Linked DNA regions of Mus musculus: region 1 is linked to region 2. The links are chromatin loops, found by intact Hi-C in ENCODE. Cell type or tissue: gastrocnemius. All regions are shown on one strand. Each heading gives the region's core, and the rest is flanking DNA. Links, peaks and the distances in the headings are about the cores only.

Region 1 (5,394 bases), core at 71-5,070, 150 kb before region 2:
TGGTGCTGCCCACCTGTAACTCCCACTTCCAGGGGATCTAATGCACGCCATAGGTAAAAACAAGTAGTTTGTTTGTTTGTTTGTTTTGTGCTTTTTTTTTTTTTTTTTTTTTTAAGATGAGCACTTTGGTCTTAATTCTTATATCCTTGGTGTGGGTGGGTGAGAGGAATTTCGGATTTGTTTATACTTAGAACTACGTATCTTTCTACACTGGGAGTCAGGTTAACTGTAAGGTTTCCAGGTCTTCAGACCTTACTCCACATCTTAGGGCTCATGCCTCCATGTCTTCCCTGACTCTGAGTGCTGCAGTAGAACAGAGTGAACCCTCACTGTAGCTCCTGCCCTGTATCTGCCTGGGCCCTGTTCACACCTCAGGAAAGACAGCAGAACTCCACAGCGCTGCAGCTTAGCCCTGGTCAGTCACCTGCAGGTGTTTCTGGGTCAGTTTGGGGCCATAGTTCTTATTTGTTGCTAAAGTCCTATATAAACAAGACTCTTGCTTCTGAGATGCTTGAAACTATGATGAAAAGTAGAACTTAGTGTCCACTGTAGTAGGGCAAGTGCTATGTATGAGCCACAGACGCTGCCTACAGAAAACTTTGTGTGCTCACCGGACTCAACACAGGAGGCCAGAGACCTGTTGGTTTCCATGTGCAGTGCTGCACAATCTCTTTATTGCATTTCCCAGGTGAGCCACCAGTATGCTCTGTTTTGATTTGTACTAATAATCCATGCTTAGAGAAACCTCAGAAAAAAAGTAAACCTATCCTAGCCAGGGGTAACCCTATTAATACTTTATATATCAGAATCGTTTCTAGGTACATCTGTAGATATATAGTCTCTTTAATTATTTTTAAAAAATAATTACATAATAAATACTGCCACTATCTGTATTTACCCAGTGGTCTGTATAGACCTACTTTCTGTGTCATCATTTATCAACTTCAAATATTATAATTGGCCATAAGACAGTGTCTTAGGGTCTCATTGCTGTGAAGAGACAGCATGGCCAAGGCAGTTCTTACAAGGGCAAACATTTCATTGGAGCTGGCATACAGTTTCAGAGTTTCAGTGCATTATCACTGTGGCAGGAAGCAGGGTGGCATGCAGGCAGGCCTGGTGCAAGAGCAGCTGAAGAGTTAAACAACTTGGTCTGAAGGCATCCAGGAGAAGACTCACATTCCACATAGGGCGGAGCCTGATCATAGGAGCCTCGAAGTCCACCCACAGTGACACACCTCCTGGAAGTGCCTCTCTGTAGGCCAAGCGTATTTAACCCACTACAGATAGTACGTCATATGTGGATATGTTATATTCAAGTCCTGACTGATTTGTAACACTAATCTATTTTTACTCCCACATTTTAACTATGGGATGGGAGATGGTTATTACAGGCACTGTTAGCTGTTGAAACGGTTCCCTCTGAGAAAATTAGAACTTTATATTTGTTTTGGGGAAGGTCATGTTTTGGAACATGATCTCTCTATGTGGTCCTGGAGTTTGCTATGTAGATTAGGCTGCTCTCAAACTCTCAGAGATCCTCCTGCCTCTGCCTCCCAGGTGCTGGGAATAATGGTGTGTTCGCTTCTTTTCTTTTTTTTTTTTTTTTTTTTGAGACAGGGTTTCTCTGTATAGCCCTGGCTGTCCTGGAACTCACTTTGTAGACCAGGCTGGCCTCGAACTTAGAAATCCGCCTGCCTCTGCCCCCCGGAGTGCTGGGATTAAAGGTGTGCGCCACCACGCCAGGCATGTGTTCGCTTCTTATTTGTTATTTTTCTGCTTTTTTTCTTAGAAACTATTTTAAAATAAGCTGTTCCTCACTCTGTTCAAGCACAAAGCAAAAACAGTCTGCCACCCTTTGTGGCAAAAATATATGTAGGCCATGAGCGCTCATATCATAAAGTTAGTTTATTATTTAAACATGTTTGTTTCCACAGGCACCAGATGGAAATTCCTGTGAGATATGCCATGAAATATTCAAGTCAAAAAACATGCGTGTGCTAAAATGTGGGCACAAGTTTCACAAAGGGGTAAGAATTATCTTTGACTACCTTTATAGCAAGCATTTTGAAAATAAAAATGGAATTTTTTCTAGGAGTCTATATTTGTGTTTACAAAAACGTTTTTAGTTTATAAATCTCCACATGTGTTCATGTGACTGTAAACATAGATGTTTTGTTTGGGAAGTGGATAGGGTTCTCAGGGCAGGGTGTCTAGCTCTGTGGATGACTGTTTCTGCCCATCATGCCAGGGGCAGAGAATTACAGGTATATAATAGGCATAGCTGTATTGGCTATGAGACTCAAAGAATTAATTCCTTGAAAGGACTTCATGACTTCAAGGTCTTATATGACTAAATAAATAAATTGTACCCAGTATCTGCTTGGTGTATTGTATGGAGCTGAGTTCACATGCTAAAGGTAGCTTCTGTCTAGGCGTTTGGTCCAAGTCCTTCCAGGACTGATCGTCTCTGTATTTTGGCACTGCTGGGTTGGGACAGATCAGGTTAGACGTAAAGTACTTGCCAGAAGGAATTGAAACGCTTGCAGAGCCTCCTTCGGATATGGCACCAATGCTTGGGCCTTCTGGCTTTCTGTGCCTGGCCGGCCATGTGACAGCAGTCTGGCAGCCAGGAGCAGCAACATGGAATGTGGCACAGAGGCTTGTGAGGAGCAGCATTGGGTGATTTTGTGGCCACAAAACTGACAGCTTGTACAAATGAGTGAAGGTAGAAGAGCTTAGACGGAGGCCAGGGTGTAAGGAGGACAAGGCCCTTCATGAGGTCATGAATCTAGTTCTGGGGCACTGCCCTGAGCAGACATTGATGGCTTAAGTATGGGCAGCACCAGACTTGGAGGTAACATGAGCCATATGTATCCCTGCCAGAGTCCAGTGATCTGAGAGAGCCGAGGCCCACGTGGTCCTGAGGGCACCAGCTGACTTTGCTTTCTCACTTGCAGTGCTTTAAGCAGTGGCTGAAAGGGCAGAGCACGTGCCCCACCTGTGGCAGCAGTGACCTGCTGTCAGAAGAGTAACTGTTGCACCATCGTCACAGACCCAGCCCAGGAGAAGATGGGAACCTCCTTCCTGTTGCTGTAGGTAGTCACTCCTCACTAATGCACCATGCACTTCATGAGTTAAAGAACAACAGTGTCCTGTTACCAGTGTAAAAACAGCAAACATGGAAGCTCTCACACTGTGCATCACAAAGCTAACAAATGGAAATCTGAATTGCAGTCTGTCCCAGGTTCCAGGCAGGTGACAGCCATGTGTGTCTGCAATGCTGTCACCATGGTCCTGCACTGTCGTGGCTGCTGCAGGATACTCTGAGATGAGCAGGTTCTTTGGAAAGAACTGCTGAGCTCCTCAAAGCAGTGCTGAGATTGTAAAGGCTCTCAGCCTCCTCAGTTCCTCATGTGGCACTGTAGCATCCCCGTCATAAATTTTTAAAGTGCTTATGATTCAATTAATCTACATTTTGGTAATCAATTATAAAATACTTTTTAAATTAGTATTGGCTATTTTTTTTTTTTACCCTGGGAAGATGCTGTCTGCTCACAGGAGTCCCACACTTGGCACTTACACTAAGGTTACCATGTAAGTCTCATGAGTCAGCAGTGCTTGGAAGTGCACAGCTGGCTAGTGCTGAAAACAGGACATAGTGCCCAGCGCAGGGCAGCCACCCTCACCCTCCTTCCTTATCCTTCCACCAGAAGAGAAATGTACCACAGTCCTGATGTGTTGGTGTTAACATTGTTCTGTTTGACTTTTGTGTAAAGTAATGCATGCAATCTTGTAATGTGGCCTGAAAACAAGCTAACTGTATTAGAAACTATTCAAAAACTAGGTATTTTTAGTGACCTGTAGGCAGTGGCAAATACAGACATGTGAACCTTGAATACATTACATTTCTCTCAAACACAAAGAAACAAACAAAAAACTTTTCCAGCGTGTTCTCTGCTGCCCTGGAGATGCCGTCACCTTCCACCCGTGTCTGTGTGAGTTGTGGTGTCTTAGTGACTTAGTATGTAGCTCACTCCTTATTCTGAGACATTGTCTGTGGTGTCCCTGAAACATGGTGTCCATGCTGTAACAGTGGAGTGCAGTACATGCCTGAGTACACACAGCAGCTTATAGTATCTGTCGGGTACAAAGAAGAGTAGCTGTTGAGACAGAGAGCTGTGCTTCGTGTCAGAGCCTGTGAACATGCCTTACACTTGTCCAGTAACTGTCAATAAAGAACATTATAAAAGGTCAGCCGTTCACTGTCGTCCTTGCCCAGGTCCTTTAGAATTGCATTCTGCGTGGGAGTTCAGGGTCCTGTTCTGTCAAACATTGAGAAACTGACTTTATTTGGGAAGAACAGGCAAGTTGCACCTGATGATCTTAACCAAGGATCTTGGGGTTATTTTAGAGGCTGGATTAAAACATCCCTTTGTGCCTAGATACTGCTCGCCAAGCCCGAGTTCCCAAGGCTGACTGTTTAAATCGGTGACTAGGATGTTCATGCAGAAATCACAGACTCGATTCTCCCGTTCATGTGGGCACATGCAAACATGCTGAGGATAACTTGATTTCTTGCGGGTTTGTTTCTGAGGCGCTTGTGTTCGTGGACTGCTGAAGCTGATTGATAGTGCCTTTTTAAAGGCTCTTTTGGGTATGCTAAGCACTAATAAAGGAAGCACGGTCTATTAATACATTTTACTAGGTATAGACAGGCTAATGTTACCAACTGGGCCTGTCCTAAAGGAAAGTTGTCAGACACGGTCTTTGGAGTGTCTTCATATAAGGTTGCTTTCACAACTGTTGATGGCACTGTACTGATACTTGGGACGCATCACCCTCTGGGGATGTGACCTCCTCCTGAGCTGCCACTGCTGCTGCTGCTGTTGCCACCACCGCTGCCACCACCAAGTCAGACTCCATAACAGCACTGAGTTCTCAAAACCTTGAGGAATAGACAAGGTGCAAATGCTCCTCACGGAAGGCCGAGGACACTGGCAGTCCTCCATTCTTAATTCCTGACCTCACAGTGGGACCCCGCCCCTGTTCATCATCTCCTCACAATAGGCTAAGGATACTGGCAGTCCTCCACCCTTAATTCCTAACCTCATGGTGGGACACCGCCCCTATTCATCATTTCACTAATCATCATTCCACCCAGCTCCATGACAGCTATAGTGAAAAGTGAGCACAATTTTAAACTTTTGCTCATACAATTGTGTTCATAGAGTAGCATTTAATTCATATAATATATAAATTGAAGAAGTGGCCATGCCTTAAAATTAGATTTTTTTTCTCTTGGAAGTGATTAATCTCTGTTACGAATAATGGATAATTAAAACTTAAGTGGAGCCCTAGCAGTGCAAGATCTATTTGTAAGGTGATGTGAAA
Region 2 (5,394 bases), core at 278-5,277:
ACTTGTTGTTTCTCCTGGCCCTGTGCTCATGGTTCCTCTCCCCTCATGGCGGCTTCCTCCTTCTACCCTGTCCTTTTCCCTCCTCCTCCTTCCTCTCTCTCCCCCCCGCCAGGTCACTCCAAACTCACCTACCTCTAGTAACCCCAGTAATTGGCTATGGCCAATTTTATTTAACTAATAGTTTTAAATCAAAACAAAAAATTGTAAGCATGAGAACTCCCTCGCAAGCCTAGATCTTTGGGTATAGAATTTAGCATTACAATACATAGCAGACAAACCAAATCTCACCAACTTTGTCACGTGGGTAGGTCTAGATTACTTGGAAATAACTTAAATGGTCTTAGGGATGGATTAGTTGTGGCATGTGCTTCTTTGAACCTTTTTTATTTATCATGTGCATTTCCTAGTTTAAGTTCGATATTGCTTATTCACAGTTTCCCCCTACCCCACCTTTTTGGGTCAGGGTTGTTTTGTTATATAGCCCTAGCCATCTGGAACGTCATTTGTAGACCAGGATTGGTCTAGTACTCACAGACATCCCCTTCCCACCCCTCCCCTGCCTCTGCCTTTGGAGTTCCGGAATTACATATTTGTCACCATGCTTAGCTGTTCTTTAGATTTATTTCATATGTATGAGTGTTCTGCCTGCATGTGTGCCTCTGTACCATCTGTATGCCTGGTCAGTTCAGAGGACAGAAGAGGACATTGGATCCCCTGGGACTGGAGTTACAGGTGGTTGTGAACCACTATTTGGGTGCTGGGAATCAAATCTGGGCCCTGTGCAAGAAAAACAAGTGTTCTTAACCACTGAGCTAACTCTGCAGCCTCCAGCTGTTTTTTAAATTAATATTCTCAGTTTTACAAATGACTAACAGGTATTGAAGAGCATGTAGCTCAGGTCATGTGATTTGGAACACTCTAAAGCTCTCACTAATGTAAGTCACATAAGCTCTCACTTTCCAGCATTAGGCTTTCCTGGGGTCTCTGGTGGCAGTGTTGTTGCAGGGAGTGCTGTATCGGGTTGGCAGGGAGAGCACTGTCTGGAGCATGAGGTGCAGCGTCTGCTCAGCTGTTTCAGATACACAGAAGGTGAAAAGTCATGGCGGCTCCTTTTCCTGCGTTACAGGCCAGGGCTGTGCTTAGAACCCTTTGCTCCACGTGTGTCTGCAGGGTCTCCAGGAGAGCTGCCATCTTACCAGAGTTCATGCACAAGCCGCTCTCATGGTCTGCTGCATGCACTCTTCAGGGTCTGGTCCTCATTATTTGCCATTTCTTTTCAGGTCTTGTTTTGTGATTTTAGCTTTTATTTTCTAAGCAGAAGCAATGCTGATTGTGTCATGTGCATACACAGTATAAAGTTTTTTATGAAATATAGTATAAAATAAAAATATGAGGGCTGGAGATATGGATCAGTGGTTAAGAGCTCTGACTGCTCTTCCAAAGGTCCTGAGTTCAAATCCCAGCAACCACATGGTGGCTCACAACCATCTGTAATGAGATCTGACGCCCTCTTCTGGTGTGTCTGAAGACAGCTACAGTGTACTTACATATAATAAATAAATCTTTAAAAATATCTGAACACAGACACGTAGTAAGACCTCTACTAAATTTAGAAAAAAGCAGATGTTTACTTTCATTACATGTTTAAAATGACGTTATCTATGTGTGGGTATGCTCTTCTGCCACAGTGTGCCCGTGGACGTCAGAAGATCACGTGCCTTAGCCAGTTCTTCACTACAGTGTGGGTTTTGGGGAAATTCCATTTTACTGGTCCTTATAGCGTTTTATTTTTATTTTAAGGCCAATTTGTAAATGTCTGTCTAGTTAGGTGTCTTCTTTTTTTTGTGATAAAATATGATGACCAAAAGGAGCTTGGGGAGGAATGAGCTTATTTTAGCTTACAGTTTCACATCGTAGTCTATCAATGAAGGAAGTCAGGAACCACCTGAAGCAGAAGCAGTGGTGAAATGTGCTTGCTGCTGTACTTGTTTAGTTTGCTTTCTTAAGCCATCCAGGATGACCTCCCTAGGGGTGGCCCCACCCACAGTGGGCTAGGTCCCCCTCCTTCAGTCAGTAATCAAGACAGTACTCCACAGATTGGTCTTTTAGACCAGTCTTACAGAGGCATTTTCTATATTAGCATCCCCTCTTCTCAGATATGTCTGGTTGTATCAAGTTGACAAATACCGACCAGCCCATTGTACACCTAAGAGAGTGAGGGCCTGGCGAAGTGAGTCCGCTCTTTGAGAAGGCACTGGTGTGATTCCCACCCAGAGCTCCAGTTCTAGTGGATCTGGCACTTCATCTGGCCTTGGTAGGCACCAGACACACATGAATATGCACATACACATACAAAATACTGTGAGGGTTCTACAGAGTTACAGCTTAACATAGGTACTTCCTTTTTCCTCTAAAAGTGGGCAGAAAACACCTAGATGGGTAAAACCTCCAATGCCATAAACGCATCTACGATACTTGGTGGAAAACAGTAGAGAGAAGTGGGTAGGAGCAATGTAGTAACTATCACAGTGGTGTGGTATCAGGGTTTGTGCAGAAGAAAGGAAGCACAGTGGGCTTAATAAGAATCCCAAGAGTTCCAAGTTTACCAGCAAAGACTCCCACAGAAGCATATCATGCGAGTCTGAGAATATCAGAGAAGCCAACAAAGTGTGTATGCGTTTCCTGATTCCCAAAACCAGTTAAAGCTGCCTTTCTGGCCAAAGCAGAGACTATTGTAAATAGACTCCAATTGAGCAGTTGTGGAATCATCTTGGACAAAAGAAAGGAAAATTGGGGAAGATGAAAATACAGGAGATCTTATTTATTTTAATCTATATTTTGACCTCCTTCCTGAGAACAGGAGAGAGAGAGAATGCTTCCTGAGGACAGAATCCCAGCCTCCCGGGAGTGTTTTACGTCTGCTGTGTGGAGGTCAGAGGACAGCGGTCAGGAGTAGGTTCTCTACTGCCACCTTGTGGGATGCAGGGATCAAACTCAGATGGTTTGCACTCACTGAGCCATCTCGCTGTTCCCTCATAGCAGTACATTTTATATAACGCTGTATAGATTTACCGTTTTCGCAAAGATTATCAGACAAGTATGCAGATTCCTCACTGGTGTAGAGGTCAGCGTCGGCACTGCCACCTTTGTTGCTGCTGCTTTTGTTGTTGTTGTTGTTGTTATTGTTATTTTGACGTAGGTTTTTGATTGCATCCAAGCTCAGGATGGCTTGGAACCCCAAATCTTCAGCCTTGGTATGTGAAGTGCTGGATTTATCGATGCTAGCTGTCATGCTGACTGCAGAGATGCTTAGTGCTTAAGAGCACATAATGAATTGGCTGCAGCCCACAACACCCACACGACAGCTCACAATCACTTTAACTGTAATTCCAGAACCTACATGGACATCAGGCACATACATGGTATACATACATACATACATACATGCAGACAAAACACTCATATATATAAAATAAAATAAAAATAATCTTTAAAACCGTTTAAAAAGGAAAAACTGAATAACAGAGCATTACGTAGATAGTTAAAAAAAACACAGCAGAAAAAAATGCCTGCTGACCTGATGTCTTAGAGAAAGCCCAGAGAATCTGTAGGATTGATGGAGGAAAGAAAAGAGGGAAAACCCCCACCTAGGTGCTGGAGGTTTAGGTGAGTTGACAGAGTGACTGCTCATTGTGAGTGAGGCTGCGCTGCGCTGTGCCCAGCAGGCCAGCCGAGCTGTGCTGGAGCACTTGGAGGAGCAGGCAAGAAGAGCAGAGGGCCAGAAGCCTGTCATCCTCAGCCAACCTGGGATGCACGGTACCCTGTGTCAGGGAAACAGATGAAAAAGTCCCTGCCTCGAATAAATAAATGGTGCAAAAAAGAGGTTTGAACTTTAGAATGAAAATTTCTTTAGATAAGCAGGTAGTTAATTGCATGCAGAAAAATGTTACAACTCAACAAAACTAAATTTCAAAGTATATACCCTAAACATTCCAGAGAAAGTAATAGTTACTGAAGAAAGGCAGAGAAGTTTCATCATACAGCAACAAGAATAATGCAAGGATATTTCCTGAAGTGGAACAGTTTTGCCTGTGTATCAGGGGGTATAGTGGCTATTCCTGGTTGTCAACTTGAGTACATCCAGAATGAACTGCAATCCAGAATTGGAAGGCTCACCTGTGATCCTGATCTTGAGGCTGGGAGATAGAAGCTTCTGACCTGGATCTTGGCACGGAGATCTTGAGGCACAGTGGCTATGAATCCCAGAAGACTAAGGCAAGGAGATCTCTGAGTTCAAGGTCATCTGGGACAAAGCAAGTCACAGATCCAGGCATGGTGGTACACACCTTTAACCTGGGCCACACCTTTTGCTGGAGACCTACATGAGGTCATTGGAAGAAGGAAGATTCACTCAAGAATTCTTCTGCTTGCATTTACTTGCCAGCACATCTGTTGGAATCTACCAGCTGAAACAAGTAGCCTTGAGGGACTGAGTAACTGGTAGACGATTGGACTTCCTATCCACAGCTGCCCATTATTCGTTGGACTACAGACTAAGCAGAATTACCGTAATCAGAGAAACTCTGCGAGGACTAAGAGAACAGCTTCTTCACTTGTTTGTTGAACAGGAAGCAGAGATGTCGGAACAGAAAGTTTTAAATACTACCCACCTGACTTTGACCCATCAAAGATCCCAAAACTCAAGTTACCCAAGGACCGGCAGTATGTGGTATGGCTGATGGCCCCCTTCAACATGAGGTGTAAGACATGTGGAAAAGACATCTACAAGGGGAAGAAGTTCAGTGCACAAAAGGAAACAGTCCAGAATGAGGCACTGTTGGAGTTTATCAAAAGACCCTTACTCACAGGATCACAGAGACCGCCGCCATTGCTGCAAAATGCATGAGGATTTTTATTGATCCAACATGTTGGGGACTCCTCTTTCATCACACAGGCCAGAGGAGAGACCCAAAACAGAGAAAGAACACACTTTTTATACCTTTGTAAGGGGCAGATTTGAGCAACAAGGTTCTCATTGGTGTAGCAAGTAACCCTTTCAGGCATTGGTTGGTTTGTATAGTGACTCAGTAACCCTTTGGCCTAGTCCCTCACTTTGCTTGCCCCCAACGTGGGTTATTATGATTTGGTCAGCAAAGTAATAGTACATTTTGAACTTATGAATCAGCTATTAACGTCACAGCTATTAACGTCACAGCTATTAACGTCACAGCTATTAACGTCACAGCTATTAACGTCAGGGGGATGTCGGGGATTCTCGCAACAAGGTCTTTGTCAGAATTCAGTGTGGGGTGGGGGGCAGGAGAATTGCTAATCTTGTTATGGTTATTTCTTTGAGAATAGCTAATATTATTTTGGTAGCTGCAGGTTTAATCA

The links. Hi-C counts contacts between places; a loop is a spot of excess contacts. Peaks named below come from ENCODE experiments on the same cell type or tissue, not always from the same donor. Only the 100,000 strongest peaks of a DNase experiment are listed, where the experiment ranks them.
Region 1: a loop joins it to region 2, with 6 times the contacts of the local background. A loop is called at or near these places in 7 of 42 quality-filtered maps.

What each region holds. Positions count from the first base shown.
Region 1 is chr16:94,464,966-94,470,359 of GRCm38, forward strand. It overlaps Ttc3 (tetratricopeptide repeat domain 3), which reads left to right. Exons shown (of 46, transcript NM_009441.2): 45 at 1,938-2,030; 46 at 2,961-4,256. The coding sequence ends at 3,035. Among named protein-coding and RNA genes, the nearest start is that of Gm31323, 9.2 kb to the right of the region's middle. In gastrocnemius, for the core only: no CTCF peak of the experiment used is centred there; DNase peaks (open chromatin) are centred at 2,643 and 2,913; H3K27ac peaks cover 3,309 bases.
Region 2 is chr16:94,615,744-94,621,137 of GRCm38, forward strand. All of the region lies in intron 2 of Dyrk1a (dual-specificity tyrosine-(Y)-phosphorylation regulated kinase 1a), which reads left to right. Among named protein-coding and RNA genes, the nearest start is that of Dyrk1a, 48 kb to the left of the region's middle. In gastrocnemius, for the core only: CTCF peaks have their summits at 1,550 (motif pointing left) and 2,979 (motif pointing left); a DNase peak (open chromatin) is centred at 2,960; H3K27ac peaks cover 3,570 bases.